2 separate regions of the Homo sapiens genome follow, and region 1 is linked to region 2. The links are chromatin loops, found by intact Hi-C in ENCODE. Cell type or tissue: heart left ventricle. All regions are shown on one strand. Links, peaks and the distances in the headings refer to the core of each region. The heading gives the core; the rest is flanking DNA. Region 1 overlaps HMCN1 (hemicentin 1). Region 2 overlaps HMCN1 (hemicentin 1).

Region 1 (9,789 bases), core at 610-8,609, 370 kb after region 2:
CACATGCACATACATGTTTATTGCAGCACTATTTACAATAACAAATACATGGAATCAACCCAAATGCCCACCAATGATAGACTGGATAAAGAAAATGTGGCACATATACACCATGGAATACTATGCAGCCATAAAAAGGAATGAGATCATGTCCTTTGCAGGGACATGGATGAAGCTACAAGCCATCATCCTTAGCAAACTAACACAGGAATAGAAAACCAAACACCGAATTTTCTCATTCATAAGTGGGAGTTGAACATTGAGAACAAATGGACACAGAGGGGGGAATGACACACCCCACAGCCTGTTGGGGGGTAAGGGGTGAGGGGAGCGAACTTAGAGGACAGACAGGTCAATAGGTGCAGCAAACCACCATGGCGCATGTATACCATATAACAAACCTGCACGTTCTGTACACGTATCCCCCTTTTATTTTTTTTAGAAAAAAAAAATGAAACAAAGTACTGGGGTTACAGGTGTGAGCCACCATGCCCAGGCTTCAATTGTATTTTCTGTATGCTTTGGAGTCTTTTAGAAAATCATCTCTCTCAAGAAATTTAACCATCTTATTCAATTTTTCAAATTGTTCACCTTGAGTTTAGTAAACAAAATCTTTTATGACTAAATTTTCAGCATTTCAAGATAGTTTCCCTATGATCCTTTTTTACATGGTGTATTTGTGTACTGTACATTTTATTTTATTAACTAATAGTTTAGTTTCCCAAAGAAGAAGTACTTCTTTTTATCTCTAATTCATCTATTTCTGCTTTATTACTTCATTTTGCTTTGCATAGGTTAATTTTGTTGTTTTCTTCTTACTTCCTAATTCACTACTCAGAGTACTAAGGGTATACTTTTCTTCTGAGAGTTTTATCTATATCCCATAGATTCTGATATGTCATGTTTATATTACCTTTGTTTTCTAAATTTTAGAAAATTTAGGTTGGGTTTCCTGTTTGACATGAGTTTAAGAGAGATTTTTAAATTTGATGAAGTTTTTAAAAAATTTACCTCCCTTGTTATTAATTTCTAGTTTTATTTCATTGTGATGAGTGCACTTTTCCTTGTGGTGCTGTATAGGATTGACTCTTGTTAACACTCCATGGCTACTTGAAAAGAAGTATTGTGTTTTCAGGAAACAATGTTCTATACATCAGTTAGATGTGTATTAATTATATTAACCAGGTCTTCTATAGATGTAGATATTTCTGTCTTCTATCTGTCATCAACTATGGAAGAAAATTCAAGTCTCTTACTCTAATATGTTTCTATATCTTCTGTTATTGTTTTGTTCTATGAATGTTGATGTTGTTAGTACATAGATACATTTCACTGCTTTATTTTCACTGTGAATGTCTCAATCTTTATAAAGTGTTATTTTTGTTTTGTTTAACATCAAGACCATGACCCTCACTTATTTTAAATTTGCATTTAAAATACATGTATTTACTATGCTTCCACTTTCTTTCCCTGTTTTATCCATTTTTATAAGGCTTATTACTTTTATTATCAGTACAATTTGCATTACAGTCTGTTCTGTTACCCTAATCCCCATATTTTAGTCTTAGTCAAAGAATTGCATAAATCCAATGCTCATGGTTAGTATTTTTGTTGTATACTTTTTAGACACCTCTTGCTTAACTTTTCTTCTAAAAATTTCCTGATATTTCATGTAAACAATATTCCCTAAGTTGTGCGTGTTCAAAATTGTTTGCTATTGCCTCTGTATTTGAACAACATTTTTGCTGGTTATAAAATTCTTGAGTCACACTCAACACATAGATTTTGCTCCATTATTTTCTAGCATTCAGTGTGTTCTAAAGTAGTTCAAGATCACATTAATCTATTTCTCCTACAAGAGACATTCTTCTTGGCCACCCAAGGGAGTCTTTCATTATCTCTGAATTTTACTTGGATATGTTTTTATGTTTATGGCACTGGGGCAATTTCCATTGGATTTAGTATGCCTTTCAACATGTAAATTCAAGTCTTCCTTAACTTAGGGAAATTATCTTAATTTATATCTTTAAATATTTATTTTGTGACATAATTTTCATTTTTATTCGTGACTCCAAAAATGTGCATACTTGATTTCCTTTGCCTGTCTTCTATAGCTACCTACCATTTTCTGTCTAATCTTTTAAAACTCTTAAATTTCTCTTTCATTTTGCTCACTTTCCTCATATTCATCCTCTCTCAAGGTCTTTGCTATATTTCAGCAGTGTTTATTCTTTCTTGTGCTCCTGCCAACTTTTCCTTGATTTCTGTAGTGGTTTTATTTTTCCTGTCCATTTCTTTGAGACCACTGTTCACCTACCATCTCTTCTCTGAGTTCTTTTATTTTTTATTGGCATTCATCCTTCATAAACACACTTATTTCTTTAAAGTTTTGTTTTACTTTATTTTTAAATTTATAGCACAATGTTCAGTAACAATTTTCATCTCTTTCATGGCACACTACTTTGTTTTGTTTAGCTATTATTTTCTCCTGAGCTTTTGGTTTCCCTCTTCATTTCCTCATATTTTTCTTGCAATTTTTTTTCTTTTTTTTTTTTTTTTTGAGATGGAGTCTTGCTCTGTCGCCCAGGCTGGAGTGCAGTGGCATGATCTCGGCTCACTGCAAGCTCTGCCTCCCGGGTTCATGCCATTCTCCTGCCTCAGCCTCCCGAGTAGCTGGGACTACAGGCGCTACCACGCCCAGCCAATTTTTTTTATTTTTAGTAGAGACAAGGTTTCACTGTGTCAGCCAGGATGGTCTCGATCTTCTGACCTCGTGATCCGCCCACCTTGGCCTCCCAAGCAATTTTTTAAAAAAAGATCTTAGGCTAATCCTTTTTGGTATCATATAGTATTGAAACTGGTGAGTTTTTTCTGTACCAGCTATTTGTTGGAAGTTCATGTGGCGAAGGGAATGGAGACATATTCCAGGCTAAGGGCAATTTTTCCTGTGATGTAGGATTTTGATTGTGTATTTATTTCCTTTTTACACTTCCTCAATCAATGGACATGGTAGTTGAGATGGTTTTCTTAATGTAAACTATCCTTTCTCTACTGCAATGAAGACTGGCTGTTTGCTCAACCAATGAAGACTGGTCTATGTTTTCATGTGGTTGGCCCATCTTTTTTACTGCTCAGAACCAACTGGGTCTGAGAAAGTTGGTGCACCTAGTTTGTCCTGTTATAATAATGGAGCTCAGAAATTGCATCTCAGTGTGTATCCCTCATCTTCATAAATGGCTGTCTCGTAGCTGCACAGCTGTTGCACTGCCTCCACTGTTTTCCATCTCCTCATCCTAATCTACAACGTCTACTGCCTTGGGAAGACATTCCTCCTTTGGGAGGATCTGGAGTTTAGCAGTCTTTTAGCATCACCAAATATGGTTGTTTAAATTTCTGTTTTTCATTTACCTTGTTGCTTTGGATAATTTCTGCGAAGATGAGGTGATAATGTGACTTTAAACTACCACATTCAAATCAGACATTCTATCCTAAATTCTTTAATTTTTGTCTTAATCGAATATCCTCAAAATCCATGTTTTATACATTCAGGAATTGAATTGGAAATACAAGGAAACAATAATAACCATCTACTTTGTGTCTGGCACTGTAAAACACATAAAACTACTTTATTGTATATGCCTCAAAATAGCCCTGCAAGTTGGGTATTATCTTCATTTTACAAATGAATAGCACAGCCCAGATTTGTCTTTACTCTGAACCCCACTCAAATAAATTCTCATTCTCCCAAGATAACTTTTAAATATTTAGTTTTTATAGAAACAAAATAATCCCTGATTAGATTGTATTATTTCTTTGTTTTGGAATCTAAATTTCTTTCGTCTCCTCCAAATACTTTTTTAAACCACTAGTAATATGTAAGAGAAAAACCTTTTAGAACAGAAATGGTTGCATGCTATTAAACAAGAACTGGATTTCCTAAGCTGTAAAACCACAAAGCCCAACATAACACAATCAATATGCTGTTTGGTTTTGTCCCCTAAGCAACTGGCCAAACACTACCATAAATTTGCCTGCCAATGAATTTGACAAAGATGAAGAATGTTGATCTACCCCCTACCTAAAATGTAAACTTTGAATAAAGGTAACATAAATATAATGACAAACAGACAAGAATTCAAGTGACAAACAATTTGAGAGTAAGATTACAAATTCTTTGTTTTGGGCAGAATTGATTATCATTATTTCATGTACTTTTTGAGCTTGCTACATTTATGAAAACTCCAGACACACAATATTTCAGACACATTTACAAATAGAAGTTAGCACTTGCTACCATACTTTCTTGGCATCCGAAACGAAGAAAGCACTGCACAAATCATTCCTTCTTTCAAAATAAAGTTTTATTAAATTTTTTAAAAGTTACCCCCTAAATACAGCACTAAAACCAGACATAATAGAAAAAGCACTGAATTTAAAGTGAAGACCTTTGCTATTATACTACTTCTACATTATTAGTGGTGTGAATTTGGACAAGTTACTTAACTCTCAGCTTTGGTGTATGCTTTGTGTAAAATACACTTGGAAGTACCCCTCCTCAGCGTTTCTGTTTGGCTAATATCTGTGTAAACAACTAGCATAGTTCCTAACACATAGATGTTCAATAAGTATTTATTGAGTCTTAACAACATTCTGAACAATTTCTTGTTTTTACTTTCTATTATATTAAAATCTAATATAATGATGGCAATAAAACTCTTTCCTTAAGGAGTACATCAGCCATTATAGTAATCATTAGATATCAATGCTCCACTTATTTCTTTCTCTATCTTTGGCCGCAATAATAGAGTTAACCTTAGTGTTAACTCTTGCTCAGAAAGATTTCTATACTATTTTAGTGTTTTAACAAAATAAATATATTGCTCTGATGGAATAAAAAAGTTTGAAAAAACCACAGGCTATCGAATAAAACAATCATGAATACCAGTTCTGGTTTTGCTAGTTACTATGGCAAGTTATTTAATCTCTCTGAACCTCAGTTTCTTTATCTGTAAGATTCTGACAGATTGCTTAGAATTGAATGGTACAGAGTATGTAAAGTAATACATATAGTAGACATGCAATAAAAGTGAGCCCCTTCCCCATGAAAACTCCAAAAGTCTTCATAGTTTCAATTGTGGTTATGCCTACAACCAATATAGTGTCCATTCTCCCCGATAATCTAACCAGAGCTTAGCGTAGGATATTAATACCTGAGTGTTTATTAGTATCTTATCAGAAGGCATTGTGTAGCTTGCAGAGAGGGTATATTTACAGGGTTACACAATTTGAGAATTCTCTGACCCCAAAAAGCCTATGATTTAGTCAGAAGGTAAACATAACAAATTAATGACAAACAGACTGTGTGAGATACGTGTGGTACAAACAAAGCCACAAGAGTTTAGAGAAAGAGGAGATTGCTTTTGTCTGGGTTAATAAGTTTAGTGGTTATACACATAGCCTTTGAAGGAGACAGCTTGAGCTCCAATCTTGTTTAACCACTTACTAGCATCTTAAACCATTTGGGCAACTCTTTTAGCCTCAGATTCCTCATCTTTAGAAGAGACCTTGTCAGGGTTATTCAGAGTATTAAACAAGCTGAAGCATAAAGCCAAGTACTCAGGACATGTGAGTTAACAAAAATATCCTATCATCTAAGTCTCACAGTAAGCACAGAATATTTTTAAATAGACTCCCATTTCTATCAGAAATATGCCATGTCAGTTCCCCATAGAATGGTGATGATGGTGACAAAATAAACAAACAAAAATCTACTTGCTGTTAGTTCCAAAGTGCTCAGATATGTTTGAAATAAATAAAAAGTAGAAATAGTCGCACATTAGAAAAGCAACACAAATATAACACACTTGACTGCGCTATGAACCTAGGTAATTTAATTATTCATTTCTAGAAGTCTGTATTGTTTCAGTTCTGAATTCAAAATGCTGCTTCTTGTTTAAATTTTAGTTCTTAAGTTATAAATAAAAAGAAATAAGGAAAGACACACAGGTCCTTTGGGTGGTTTATTTTTCCAGAACAGGATATTGTATTTCATGTCTATCTTCTGGCATTCAGTCATGTGAACAGCTCAGTGGAGCTGACTTGGATTTCACTAAAACCACAAAGCCAAGAGATGGCCACTTGGGAAGCTCATGACCGACTGGTCATGAAAATAAGCATCTTTGTCAGAAGTCTGTAGTAAACTGAGGCAACATCAAACTTGCAGTCAATTGAGACATCCAAATCAAAAATAACAAAAAAAATCTGTCAGTATTTATTACCATGAAATTAACATTATTTACACTTTACCTTAAACACCAAAGAACAATTTTTTTATATGTTGCCTACACTTTCACAGTTGTTTTACATGTTTGCCTTGTATATTACAGAAAGCTCATGAAAATATCAGCATATAAATATTTAAAATTTTGCTGGTGATTATGAAAAAGAACTATCTTTTTCCAGAAAATGATCTTTCTCAAGAACGCATTGCTCTGGAGAAATTATCACATCTATTCAAAATTTCCAGTTTAGAGGGAATAAATCATTTAATAGTCAGTAGGAGTTAATGAAATAAATTTGGGTCCATATGTGACATTTTACCAATAATGTTATTGGTATTCATTCCTTAGAGAAATACTCATGATATAATGTCTGAAAAAAGTAAAATGTAAAATATCCCATATAACTTTCATTTGAAACAAAAAAAGAGTGAGATAAGTTAAAGGAAGGGAGAGTGAAAGAGGAGATGAGTGAAATATATCAAATTTTAACAGTGAGATTGTTCAAATTTTGCTAATTTTGTTTTGTTATTTATATTTTATATAGTTTCTAAGTTTTCTAAAAGGAGCATCAACAAACAAAAAATCCTGAATCTGAAGTATTATCAGTCAAATAAGATACTTCCTGCCCAAAACAGGGATGTTTTCCTGAGAAAAACACTATCAATTTTTAAAATACAAAGTCATAAATGAGAAAACCTATATTCTCAGCAAAACTACTTACTTTGGATGCATTAACTCCTGCCAGGCAACTACTTTGCCCTTGAATCTCACTAAAATTGATATTCAACAAAATAATAATAGAAAAAATTTTAAATTTAACCTTTTATTTCAAAACATTTACTGGCAGCCAGAATGCGCTCTTAGAAGTCATAGTAGACTTAATCAAGTACTTTAATGTAGCTGTGTGAGGAAGGAGTTGATTTAATTTACATTAACATTATCAAACCCTTCAAGTTAGTATAAGAATGTTGATCAGGCAGGCAGGAGCTAGAACACTCAGTTTGGGTGTTTTGGGGGCCTCTCAGTTTCCTGGAAAGATGGAGAACATAAAGCTTATTTTATGTTTTAAGACTGTTTTTTCAGAGAAGTTTTAGGTTCAGAACAAAACTGGGATGAAGGAACAGAGATTCCCATGTACCTCCTGCCCACCCCGCCCCACAACCTCCGCCATTATCAACATCCCCCACCAGAGTGGTACATTTGTTACAACTGATGAACCTACATTGACACATCATTATCAACTAGTCTATTGTTTTCCTTAGGGCTCCCCCTCTTGGTGTTGTACACTGTATGGGTTTGGACAAATGTATAGTGACATATACCTACCATTATATTACCACATGGAGTAATTTCACTGCCCCAAGAATCCTCTGTGCTCCACCTGTTCATTCCTCTCAAACCCTGGCAACCACTGATCTTTTCACCGTCTCCACAGTTTTCCCTTTTCCCAAAGATTATGTAGTTGGAATCATACAGTACATAGCCTTTTCAGATTGGCTTCTTTCACTTAGCAATATTCATTTGAGGTTCTTCTATTGTTGTAAAGCTTTTTTTTTTTTTTTTAAAGCAAAGCAATCAACAGGTAATAGCTTTATTTCCCAGGGCAAAGCACACTATCTCTCATGCCTGCAGAGTCACCACTGCTTGCCAAGGCAATTCCCCATGCCAGCTTTCTCCTTGGCTTTACTGAGCCTTTTTTCAAGTTGACCAAGCAGAAGAGAACCATGAGCAGGCCTTGCTCTAAAGTCTTCCTTGGCTCAAAAAGTAAGATACAAGACTGGCTCCATACCTCTCAGCAAGTCTAAAAAAGCAGAGCCAGACCAGAGCTGAAACATAGTATACAAGTACATGAGTATAATTGTCATCAGACTTTCATATATGTGATATATGAATTACATTTTAAGAGTTACATGATTTAATTCCAAGAGTTACAAGCTAGTGATAAGAAATTGGCCATCACTGTTGGCAACTCAGTAGAGATTATAATATGCTACCCTTAAGCTTAGTCATCATCTATTATTATATGACAGAATACGAGTATGAGTTTCCTAAACCTTTCTACCAATAAGACAATTCATTTCCCTTGCATCAAACATATGTCAACAACTAATGACATATAATTATTCTCTTTAAACAAGATAAATCAAAATTTAGAGCTAACTTCTTCAGAATTCCTCTCAATGTATGTACCTTAAGTTATACCAAAGAATGCAATCCTTTATACTGGTGGTCTTTACAGAGAGGTGCACATGTACCAAAAAGGTACACAATAATATCTGTATGAAGACATTTGTGCTCTTATTGACTTATCTCAACCATCTCTAAGCTTTTGCTTTAAAGTTGACAAAATATATTACAGCAATAGTACATCCTGTGACTTATAAGCATATATATAGATATATATATATTACATGTACATATATATATATTACAGGTACATAATGTTTTCATCAATAAAGGTGTCTGATTTCTAAATGTTTAAAATTAGATGATTAGAACTCATCAAGAAAATGTCTCTATTCAAAATCCACATATTAAAATGAGTGTTCTAATATCTACATAAGCAAATATCTTCATCCATCTGAAGGCAGTAGAGGTAGATGGTCCATTTCACTTGTAGTTTATGGCAAGCGCTTTGCAGACATAAAATATTGCTATACACCACTAAAATATTACATATTCTATTGACATTGTTTCCCATAAAGTACTCTCTGATGACAGATGCTTTTAGCGAATGGCCTTCAGCTTGATTTTAATCATACCAATCCTCTAAATCTCAAAGCTTTAAAGACTAATATGCACCACAAGTTTAAATATATTTTAGACTGTTTAAAAATTTACTATGTATAACCTTATTTGAGTACAAGAAAACAATTTTATGTTCAGAGGAAGATTAATCTGAGATTGAAATCACTAGGAACCATGTCTTTCACTTACTTCTATTATAAATAGTTTGAGCAAGATTGATTGATGAACTATTCTACCAACTAAAAACATTATTCGGGGCTGTCTCAGCTTCTTATTTTGAAGACCCAGTTTTAAAAAAAACATGAATGAGGAACGCCTTAGGTAATAAAATGGATACAGCAAAATCCAATCTCAAATACTCTATGACCTGATAGCTTTAATGCCCTTGTATAACAAATATGGAGTTGGTATCCTTCAGTGAAGTGGTCCAGAAGAAATGAAAAAGGCTAATCTATTTGGGATCCATGTTTCTTGGAGGATAAAGACAAAGTAACCTCAGAGATTACTTTGTGTAGTTATGTGTATTTACTGGGCATATATCATTTTAATTCTTATGAAAAACATATTTAGACACTTTCTCCTGCTGACAGTTCCCAATCAAAAGCAAATAGCATGCACATATTTGTCAGGGTCATTGGCAGTGGTTCTCCAAACCTTTTGCCCCCTTATCATACTTCATTGTGCTTTTTTCCTTCCTGCTACTCACTTTATCTATTTCCTGCACCTTCTCTAGGCTTTCTTTTTCTTCTCCTGTGACTTG
Region 2 (9,789 bases), core at 1,118-9,117:
TGGCTGGATGCAGTGGCTCACGCCTGTAATGCCAGCACTTGGGAGGCCAAGGTGGGAGGACCAGTTGAGGCCAGGAGTCCAAGACCAGCCTGGCAACACAGTGAGACCCTAGTTCTACAAAATATTAAAATAAAAATTTTTAAAAATGATGTAGCCACACAATGGAACACAATTCAGCAATAAAGAAAAAAATATAACATGGATAAACGTCAAGAATGTTCTGCTAAATGGAAATAGCCAGACATAAAAGACCATATATTTTATGATTGCATTTATATGAAAAGTCCAGAAAGGGAAAGTCTATATAGAGATGGAAAATAGACTTGTGGTTGTCTAGGATTAGAGATAAAATCAGGGAATGACTGCAAATGAACATGATGGATCTTTTTGGAGTCATGGAAACACTCTAAAATTAGATTGTGGTGATAGTTGTACAACTCTGTGAATTTTACAAACATTGCATTTTATACTTAAGATGAAAAATACATGGTTTTAAAATTATACACCCAATTAAATCTGTTAAAAAGAAAAGAGTTTTACAATGGGTAAATGAATGTGTCTTCAGGCCTTTAATGTTTGCTTTTTCGGTCTGTTATTCATTTCTTGGTTTTAGTTGTTGCTGGCCTAGAATCCACCATCCATTTTTTCAGACATGACTCTCAGTAGCATCATCAACTCCATCGTCCCAACTTCCCTGCACTTTACCTACTCAGAAGTTTGGATTATGGACAAACTGAACCACGTACATTCTCCACTCTGTATACACTTATACATGCCATTGTCAGTAAATATTCAAGTTATCTGATCTTTATTATTCTCTTAGCAACATTTGCCGATTTTAGTACAGATGCCTTGTGAAGTCTTTTTCTGACTCTTCTTACCTGTGGTTTCACAACTTAATTCTTCTTCTCAAACCCCCAATTTCAAATTGCTACCTTTGTTTTGACCTCTATTTCACAGAAAAGATAGAGACCATCTAGTGTGAACTAATATGAACTCCCTTAACTTCTTGTCTTCATAGTGACAGATATATTTATTTGTAGCACAATTGTCATTCCATACATCCTTACTTGAGTTTGGCAGTGTCTCTCCTCTCTCAAATCCTGCAAATCTTTAGTTCTGCATCAACTTATCTATGTTTTTGTTTTCTTGTGTGTTTTCATGCAGGCCATTGGGTACTGATTGAATACTGAGAGTCACATGAATGCATTGGAGCCAGAAATGTTTGATTTTTCAATGTCAGCTGGACCTCTGTCTCTGCTAAGTCATCCTTTAGATGTTTCTAATTCGCTCCATCTTCTATTTTCCATAGGAGCTATCACAAAAATTTACCCCATCCTAAACTCTCAAACCCTCAGCATATGGCTTTATTTTGCACACAATCTTGACAACCAACCTCCACTTCACCTATACTTATGTTCTTTCTGCCATTTACTCCTGTGATGGACTGAATTGTGTCCTCCCAAAATTCATCTGTCGAAGCCCTACTTCCAAAGTGAGGTTATTTGGGGATAGGGCCTTTAAGGAGGTAATAAAGGTTAAATGCAGTCATAAGGGTGTGGTCCTATGTGAGTAAGACTGGTGTCCCTGTAGAAGAGGAAGAGACATCAGAGATGTGGGGGCACAGAGAGGCCATAGGAAGACAGTGAGAAGGCGGCCATTGTAAGCCAAGGAGCAAGATCTCAGGAAAAACCAAACCTGCCAACACCTTGATCTAGGACTTCCAGCCTCCAGAACTGTGAGTAAATAAATGTTGTTGTCTAAGCCACCCAGTCTGTGGTATTTTGTTATGGCAGCCCTAGAAGACTAAGTCAACTCCTCTTGTTCATCTATTATCCCCCTTTCTATGCTTTAGAGTAAAATCTTTTCATGTCTTTTAGAATATTGCTCTACTCTCTCTTTCCTTTATCTTTAATCACCCTATAGCCTTTGGCTCTTTCTTATATTAAAAACAAAACAGATAGACCCAGTGTTTCCTCTGTCATCAAACATCTCCCCCATTCTTTCACAGTTTGGGAAGAAGGAACCCCTTCCCCCTCTTTCTGGTACCCATTTCCAGTTCTTGCAGCACCTTGTAGCAGATTCCTAGTTGTCTTTTCTTCTTCATAGAACAGAGCATGGAGTTCAACCAAAAAACTATCTTTCTCTGCTTTTCTTCTATCTATTAAGTTCTTGCTCATGAAATATAAATAACAATATTGTGTGGGAATTTCTGAGAAATTTTCTTAAAGGAAAGGGTGTGTCTTACGTCCTTTTGTCCTCCTTACTCTCTGAAATGTGGACTCTTTTCTGCTTCTCTCAGGTGGACTTAGGACTCTGTTCCCTATCTTTCCATTGTACTTTGTACTGACTTCTATTGTAATTACTATAATAATTTATAATTGTTTATTTTTACATATGAATTCTCACTGGGCTATAAATATCTTTAAATGTTTGGATTTCTCATGTTTATCAGTGAGCCCAGCACATAGTAGACATTCAGTCTATACTTTTTGAATAAATAAATGGATGAATGATTGAACCTATGGATTGCTTTGATCATTGTATTAGTCCGTTCTCAAGCTGCTATGAAGAAATACCTGAGATTGGGTAATTTATAAAGGAAAGAAGTTTAATAAACTCTCAGTTCCGCATTGTTGGGTAGGCCTCAAGAGACTTACAATCATGGTGGAAGGCACCTCTTCACAGGGTGGCAAGAGACAGAATGAAAGCCGAGCAAAGGGGGAAGCCCCTTACAAAACCATGAGATCTTGTGAGAACGAATTCTCTATCGTGAGAACAGCATGGGGGAACCACACCCATGATTCAATTATTTCCACCTGGTCCTGCCCTTGACATGTAGGAATTACTAAAATTCAAGGTGAGATATGGGTGGGAACACAGAGCCAAACCATATCAATCATGATAAAGTTTGGGTTTCTTTTTATCTTAATCCATTGATTAGTCAGTCATCCTTGCACTTAGTGTGTGGGGTAAATATTAGTTAGAATGCTCCATGCTAAGAGCAGTGCAGGATAATGGATGAACTGGATTCAAGGCTCTTGCTGTCTAGTAGACAAGAAAATGCATGTGCCAAGCAACCATAATACAAAGCAGAAGGTAAGAAGTGCCAAATGAGAGGTACGGAGATAGACTGACTTAAGAGATGGAAGAGAGACCTTTTGTTTAAAAGATTAGGGAAGACTCTATGGAAGATGTGGCATTAAATAGGGCTTTGAAGATGGCGAGAAATGAGTATGTGGAATTGGAAAGGAGAACATTCTAACATGTAAAAATAGAAGAAAACCTGGATTATGGAAAATGTGTGGTATCATTACATGGAAAACAGGGTACATACAACAGAATTATTATGACATAAATACTGAAAAGGTAAGCTGGGGTCCAGTTATGGGGAAATCTGGGATTACCCTGGATAAGGGGAGCCACTGCAGGTGATTGTTTGTGAGGGCTACAGTGACTCAGGTCTTGAGACCTTCCAGATAAATAACCAACTGATTGTCAGTCTTTCTCTGTGATTTCAGTTGACTTAATCATGACTGTAAAACCTCAACCTCCTGCATAGAGAAGGTGGAGTGCTAAAAACTTTTTTTGACATCACATCTCATTCCTTCAGATTCATCAGAGGAATTCAGAAACTGTTAACAAAATGTTAGACCAAACCCCTAGAGTATGCATAGCTGAACTCCAACAGTTGGTTCTGAAGGATAAGTAATATCTGCAACCACACTAATCTTCAGAGCTGATGTCCCAGTGTATTGGGAGACCTGAGGACTTGAAGGCACTTTGACGAAGCACCAAGCTGAGCAGTATGGTCACCTTCATACTTCAGTGGTAACGGTTGGAAGTAAGCAGATGTTTCTGAACAGATTAAGAGGAGTTTCCTTATTCAGAGTATTGGCAAGTGTTAGGTTTTGTAGTCAGATGGACTTGGGTCCAAATCTTAACTCTGCATCTCCTACTAGTGATGACTCTGCAGCTAGTTATCTAATCTCTGAGCTTCAGCTTCCCTCTCTGTGAAATACTGGCTTATAATCTTTAGTTCGTGGTGTTGTGCCATGCAATGTTTTTCAAATTACCTTTGGTAATTTTTTTTAAGTTCCAATCTGTTTTTTTTTTAAGTTGTAGTCTATTATAGATGGTTACTTTCATAGAATATAATACAAATAACTAGAAAAGTAAAATGAAAAAGATATATAAAATATATGCTTTGTTTCTTTTTTGTTATTGGATTCCACAGACATGAGTCTGGCTGTAGGTCTAGGAGCAATAAGGGGTAATGGGGACAGTTCCAGAGAGGATCATCTGTCTTTTGCAACAGACCTCAAGAGAGGCCATTACAGGTTATTTAGGCAAGGAAGACTAAATTCAGAGAAGAGGGAAAGCTGTTGGCAAGGAAAACATATCAAATTTGGAGTTCAAGGTTTCCAGCTTCATCAGAATCTTCTCATATGTCTCCATCCCAAATTTTAGGGCCATACTTCTTTTTCAATCCATGTCCTAACTTTATCATAAGAGGCATCATGGGGCTGGGAATTTAACTCGCATCGTAATTCAGCCACTCTCAGGATTAGTTTGTGTGTGTGTGTGTGTGTGTGTGTGTGTGTGTGTGTATGTGTGTGTTTGGAAACCTTAGCCCTGCAGTTATAAGAGATAAAGATTTCTTTTGGGTCACCATTCTACTTCATTTCCCTTTTGTGTTGGGAATAAAGCCCTGAGCTCATTATTTTCTTTCTTCAGTGCACTTAGAAGCAAGCAGGCAACCCTATTGTGCTCTCCATTTTCACTAAAATAATCCATGAGAGGAACTGAAACCCACAAACATGGATAGAACCCATGATGGACTAGAACCTGTGCTGGTCTCTGTATGAGTCAGCTCAGCTGCCATCACAAAGTACAAGTGACTGCGCAGCTTATGCAGCAGAAATGTATTTTCTTACAGGTCTGGAGGCTGGGAAGCCCAAGTCAAGGTCTGGCAGGGTTTGGTTTCTGGTGAGCACTCTTTCTGGCTTGCAGGTGGCTGCCTTTTCACTGTGTCATCACATGAGAGAGAGAGATCTCTGGTGTCTCTTCTTATAAGGGCACTAATCCTACCCACCCTTATGACCTCATTTAACCTTAGTTACTCCTTAGGCCTTATCTCCAAATGCAGTCACATTGAGGGTTAGGTCTTCTACGTATACATCTGGGGGAGACAATTCTGTCCATAGCAATCTTTCACCATCTTTAATTTTCCAACTTCAATGATGTAGGTCTCATGCAGGAAAAGCTGGGGTTCTTTGTTACAGGTGTAGACACACATCTAGCTCAGGGATTGTAGAAGATGAAGGATCCAGTGGGAAGTAGAATGGCTGTGGGGCCACCATTGTCCTGATCCACCGAGAGGAGCTAGCAGATAATGATGGGGTCCATGACTTGCAACAGTACCTGGTACCCCTGCAGTGACTTTCCAAGTGTAAAAGCAATGTGGCTGCAGCTTCACTTATACTTTTCAAATCTCATGCTACATGTCTCATGTGGCCTATGCTCTGAAACTTTCAGAGACAGGAAATGTAGTTCCAGCTTACCTAAGCTGACATAGTAGGGAGAAACTAGATCATCTAACACATTTAGGTTATAAAAGGAAAGAAGAATGGAGAGTTATTGATGGAGTGATGTGATCTGATAGGTGTTTTTAAAAGACCAGTCTTGTAGAAAATGGAGTACAGCAGAGCAGGAGTGGCGGAGGAACTTGGGTAGGAGTGCATCATGTGACAATGGTATGCCTAGGATGGTAGCAGGGGAGACGGAGACTTCTATTTTGATGGACTGAATGTGTACATTTTAGGTGGTGAGAAGTTAGTGAATCCCAGGGCTTCAGTTGGGGTGATTAGATGAATGGTAGTACAATTAATATAGTTAGGAAAGACTAGGGTAGGAAAAGGTTTGGAGGATCATTCGGTAGGCATTCAGGTATTCAGCTGTAAATAGAGACAGTCCAACAAATAATTGTTTAAGTAAGGAGATTTTAGACTCAAACGATTACAAGTCCTGGGGTAGTTATTCCAGTGCTGCAGAGTGGTTCAACAAAGTCATATAAAAGGTTTCAGCACCCCCTCCCCCATCCTCTCCCCTCCCCCTCCTTTCTCCTTCCCTTCTCCCTCCCCTCTACCTCCCCTCCCTCCCTCCCTTCCTCCTTCCCTTCTCCCTCCCCTCCTCCTCCCCTCCCTCCCTCCCTCCCTTCCTCCCTTCTCATCCTCAGGGTGGTTGCCCCATTGTTGCAAGATGCTTGGCAAATCTCTGTCCACATTCTGAGTATGGAAAGATTGAAAAACACAGGCCAAACTGGTATGCCACAAAGACTACCCCTTTTAAAGCGATTTCTGCTTACATCTTATTGGACAGAATGGAGTCACATGCCCACTGCAACTAGACAGCTGCTAGAGAGCAGGAGATATGTGGTTGGGGTTTGGATCAACCATATGCTGGATGTGTAAGTCTGAGTGAGTTAGTTAAGGAGCCAAGTGAAAATGTCAGGTAACCAGCCGGACAAATGGGTCTGTATTTTAGGAGTGTCAATCTTTGGCCTACCTGACTCACTCAGATGAACTGAAATGTGAAATGGTAAGTTCTGGTAAATGTGCTGTTATCCTACCCTGCAAAGCATGCTCCTGTGTGCATGTGTGCATTTATGAAGGGAGAGTGGGGCTTGGATATGACTGCCAGCCTAACAGCTAAGTCTGCAGCTGGGTTAATGTAAAGCTTGAGAACAGGTTTTAGAGATGTGGAAGGCTTGCACGTGCTGAGGCCAGCAGCCTACTACAAAACTGGTCAGAGCCTTGACTATCATGTGTGCTCTGAGCTCAGATTGGGCTGTTGTGAATGATAAAAAGATTTATACCCAGTTTGTAGATCAGAGGTAAACTATGACCTGCAGGCTAAATCCAGCCAGATTTTGTAAATAAAGTGTTACTGGAGCACATGTTTATGTGCCATCCACGGCTGCTCTCATGCTAAACAGCAGACTTGAGTAGTAGCCACAGAGACCACATGGCTTAAAGGGCCTAAGATATTTACTGTCTGTATCTTCATAGAAAAAAGTATGTTGACTGTTGGTGTAGATCACACTTCTGTTTAGGTTAATATCGGATTAAGTAATTATACTGTAGGTAGACTTCATTTGGCGTATAAGGGATTGAATGTATGTGAGTCAAAGATTACCCATTAGATCTCTCATTTGCTCTCTTGGTTTCCTTCCTTTGGAGACCTTCCCCTTTCTGCTAGTCATCCTATCTAGTGTATCTGTGGAATTTGCAGGCTCAGAGGACTGTCATAGCAATATACAAGATGAAGGTTTGCTCCTCGCAGCTCTGCTAGATGTCATGAAGGAGGGTTTCCCCACCCTGCCGTGTATCCTAAGGGAACTTTCAGGGTTGGTGATTGATCTCATTGCCTACCTCTGCTCAACCACTGGCATGCTTAAGATAAATTTCAAGGAAATGTTGTCAGAAGTACTTGGTTAAAGTCAAGACTCTGGCTGGATCTTCTGGCTCCCCAAATAGGAATTTCCAAATCAAATACTGTAGTAACCAGAAGTTTGTTCCTACTAATGACTATGCAGTAGCTCGTGTCTGGTCACTGTCCTGTCAATTTCTATGCTTGTAGAATATTGCACAGAGGAAATGAGCAAAACTAATGTGGTTTAATTTTAGAAAGAAGCTCAATGATCAGGGTCAGGTGTTGGAGTTGTTTACCAAAGTACTTAGTTATAAAAATGTCCTTTCTAAGGATTTAGGCATGAAGCAGACGTCTTGACTGTATTACATCAGCATTTCCCCAAGTGTTCAGTGAGATAATGTATTAGGGAAAAAAGATTTGGGATTAAATCTTTCAGAAAATGTTGGCTTGAATAAATTCATCCTGTTCACTGCAGAACTTCTAAAAGTTTCTTTGTTAGTGTCGATAGATAATCTTTAATAGGAGGATATGTTATGTAGTATTTTTCAAACTTGTTTGATCATAGAATGCTTGTGACTAAAAACACCTGTACTAGACTAGTATTCTGTAGAACAGTCTTTGGTAAACACTGATTTAGTCAATCACTTGCCTGACAGCTGGACTATGGAGTGGATATTTTTTTCCAGGTTTCTTTGAATAACGTGTTTCTAGGTTAAAAATCCTTCAATCATAGGTCACAATTAGGCCTTCACTAGTTTAATATCACACAAGATGAATTCACTTGAGATAAGATATAAAAAATGCTGTTTAGGTAGATGAAAAAACTCATGCAGTGGGAGTCATGACAGGGAAGGTATGACATTTCTGCCACTCACTAGCTGTCCTGTCTTAAGGAAGTTACATAAGTTACCTCTGTCCTAGGATCCTGACCTATACAATGTGAGTAATACTACCTCTCTCTCAAGGGGTCTCATGATTGTGTGTCTGTTTACGTGTACGACTTTAAATTTAATCCCTGTTTTAGCTGCAAGGAAACGAATTTTAGGTTCTTCAAAAGGTTATGAAAAAAAGTTGTGAAAATTTATTTAGGCTGATTTTAGTGTAACATTGTTTTTTATAAAATAATTTTATAAAAGAGTCCATCAAGATATTATATAGAAAATGCACACTAAGGTAATATATATACACTTCATAAAAATAGAATACATCTTGGCAATTGCTTAGAGTCTATTACCACCATGTACAGTGTATTGACGTGTAATATTTATGTTAATTTGAACACATGAGATTTTTAAAAAACCAAATCTGTCCCACTGGTATCTTTAAAAATTGCTTTCATTGACAGGAAAATAAACAAAATTCTGGAACGTAAAAGTTATGAAGCTAACTGGATGAAAGTTTATATTAAAATTTTTAAAGTTCCATGCCATGTACAACTGACGTGAGGGCAAAGCAGTCTTTTTTATTATTATTATCATAAGTGGTTCAGCTGATCTCACAAAATCACTGAAAATAATATCCTTGTTCTGAATGTTCAATCAAGATAAGCACCATTTGGGATCAAACAAGCCTTATAGTAGCTGTACTATATTTTATAAAATGAGTGGTGTTTTTCTTCTTAAAAATGAAAATAGGCAAGTCCTATTATAATGTATCAATACTTACAAAAATCTCCGTAAGTTATTTTATAAGCTTTGATCAAAATACTTAGTAACTAATTTTATGATTCTAAAAATAGTCAAATGCTCAAAAACTCTATTTGATTCTGAATTAGTTGTTCTTGTTTTTCGTTGTTTGGTTTGGCTTTCAGGAAAATGATCTTAGGTACTACACTACTGTAAACCATCACTGATATGTCCTGTTAGATGTTCAGAATAATCTTTGGGAAGTAACTGCTCCAGTGTAATAAATAAAATAATAAGGGACTTTTCTAGACCATACTTCAAGATATGACCATGGTGGGATCATGAAAATACCTCAGAAGTACCAAGGAAGGCACACAAAACAGAGTGTAGCACCATTTTCAAGCTGCCAAGATTGCAACTGTTCAAGAGACAGTAATCTGGAAGGGGGCTTGATTGCCATGATTAATGCGGTTTAAATATGTGGAATAGGCTTTGGAGAGTTCCTTAGTATGGATAGGCGGACACAGCTATATAAACTATGAATGTGGTCTGATATTCAATGGTCCCATTGGCACTGTAGGATGAGGCTCGGACCCTCATGCGGTAGGTCTCTGCTTCTCGTAGTGGTCGTGTTGTATACACCACTCCTTTCAGGTTTTCATCCCTCAAGGCAAAAGGAACAGTCTGTTCCTCATCTACCATGAGGAAAGTTGTCCTGGGATGCATCACT

Evidence for each region. A loop is a pair of places that touch in the nucleus more often than their neighbours do. Peaks named below come from ENCODE experiments on the same cell type or tissue, not always from the same donor. Only the 100,000 strongest peaks of a DNase experiment are listed, where the experiment ranks them.
Region 1: a loop joins it to region 2, with 2.2 times the contacts of the local background. A loop is called at or near these places in 3 of 110 quality-filtered maps.

Annotation. Positions count from the first base shown.
Region 1 is chr1:185,819,943-185,829,731 of GRCh38, reverse strand. All of the region lies in intron 1 of HMCN1 (hemicentin 1), which reads right to left. Among named protein-coding and RNA genes, the nearest start is that of HMCN1, 90 kb to the right of the region's middle. RefSeq lists a silencer at 6,008-6,208. In heart left ventricle, for the core only: no CTCF peak of the experiment used is centred there; no DNase peak of the experiment used is centred there; H3K27ac peaks cover 469 bases.
Region 2 is chr1:186,189,653-186,199,441 of GRCh38, reverse strand. HMCN1 (hemicentin 1) reads right to left here. Exons shown (of 107, transcript NM_031935.3): 107 at 8,493-9,789. The coding sequence ends at 9,564. Among named protein-coding and RNA genes, the nearest start is that of PRG4, 100 kb to the left of the region's middle. In heart left ventricle, for the core only: no CTCF peak of the experiment used is centred there; no DNase peak of the experiment used is centred there.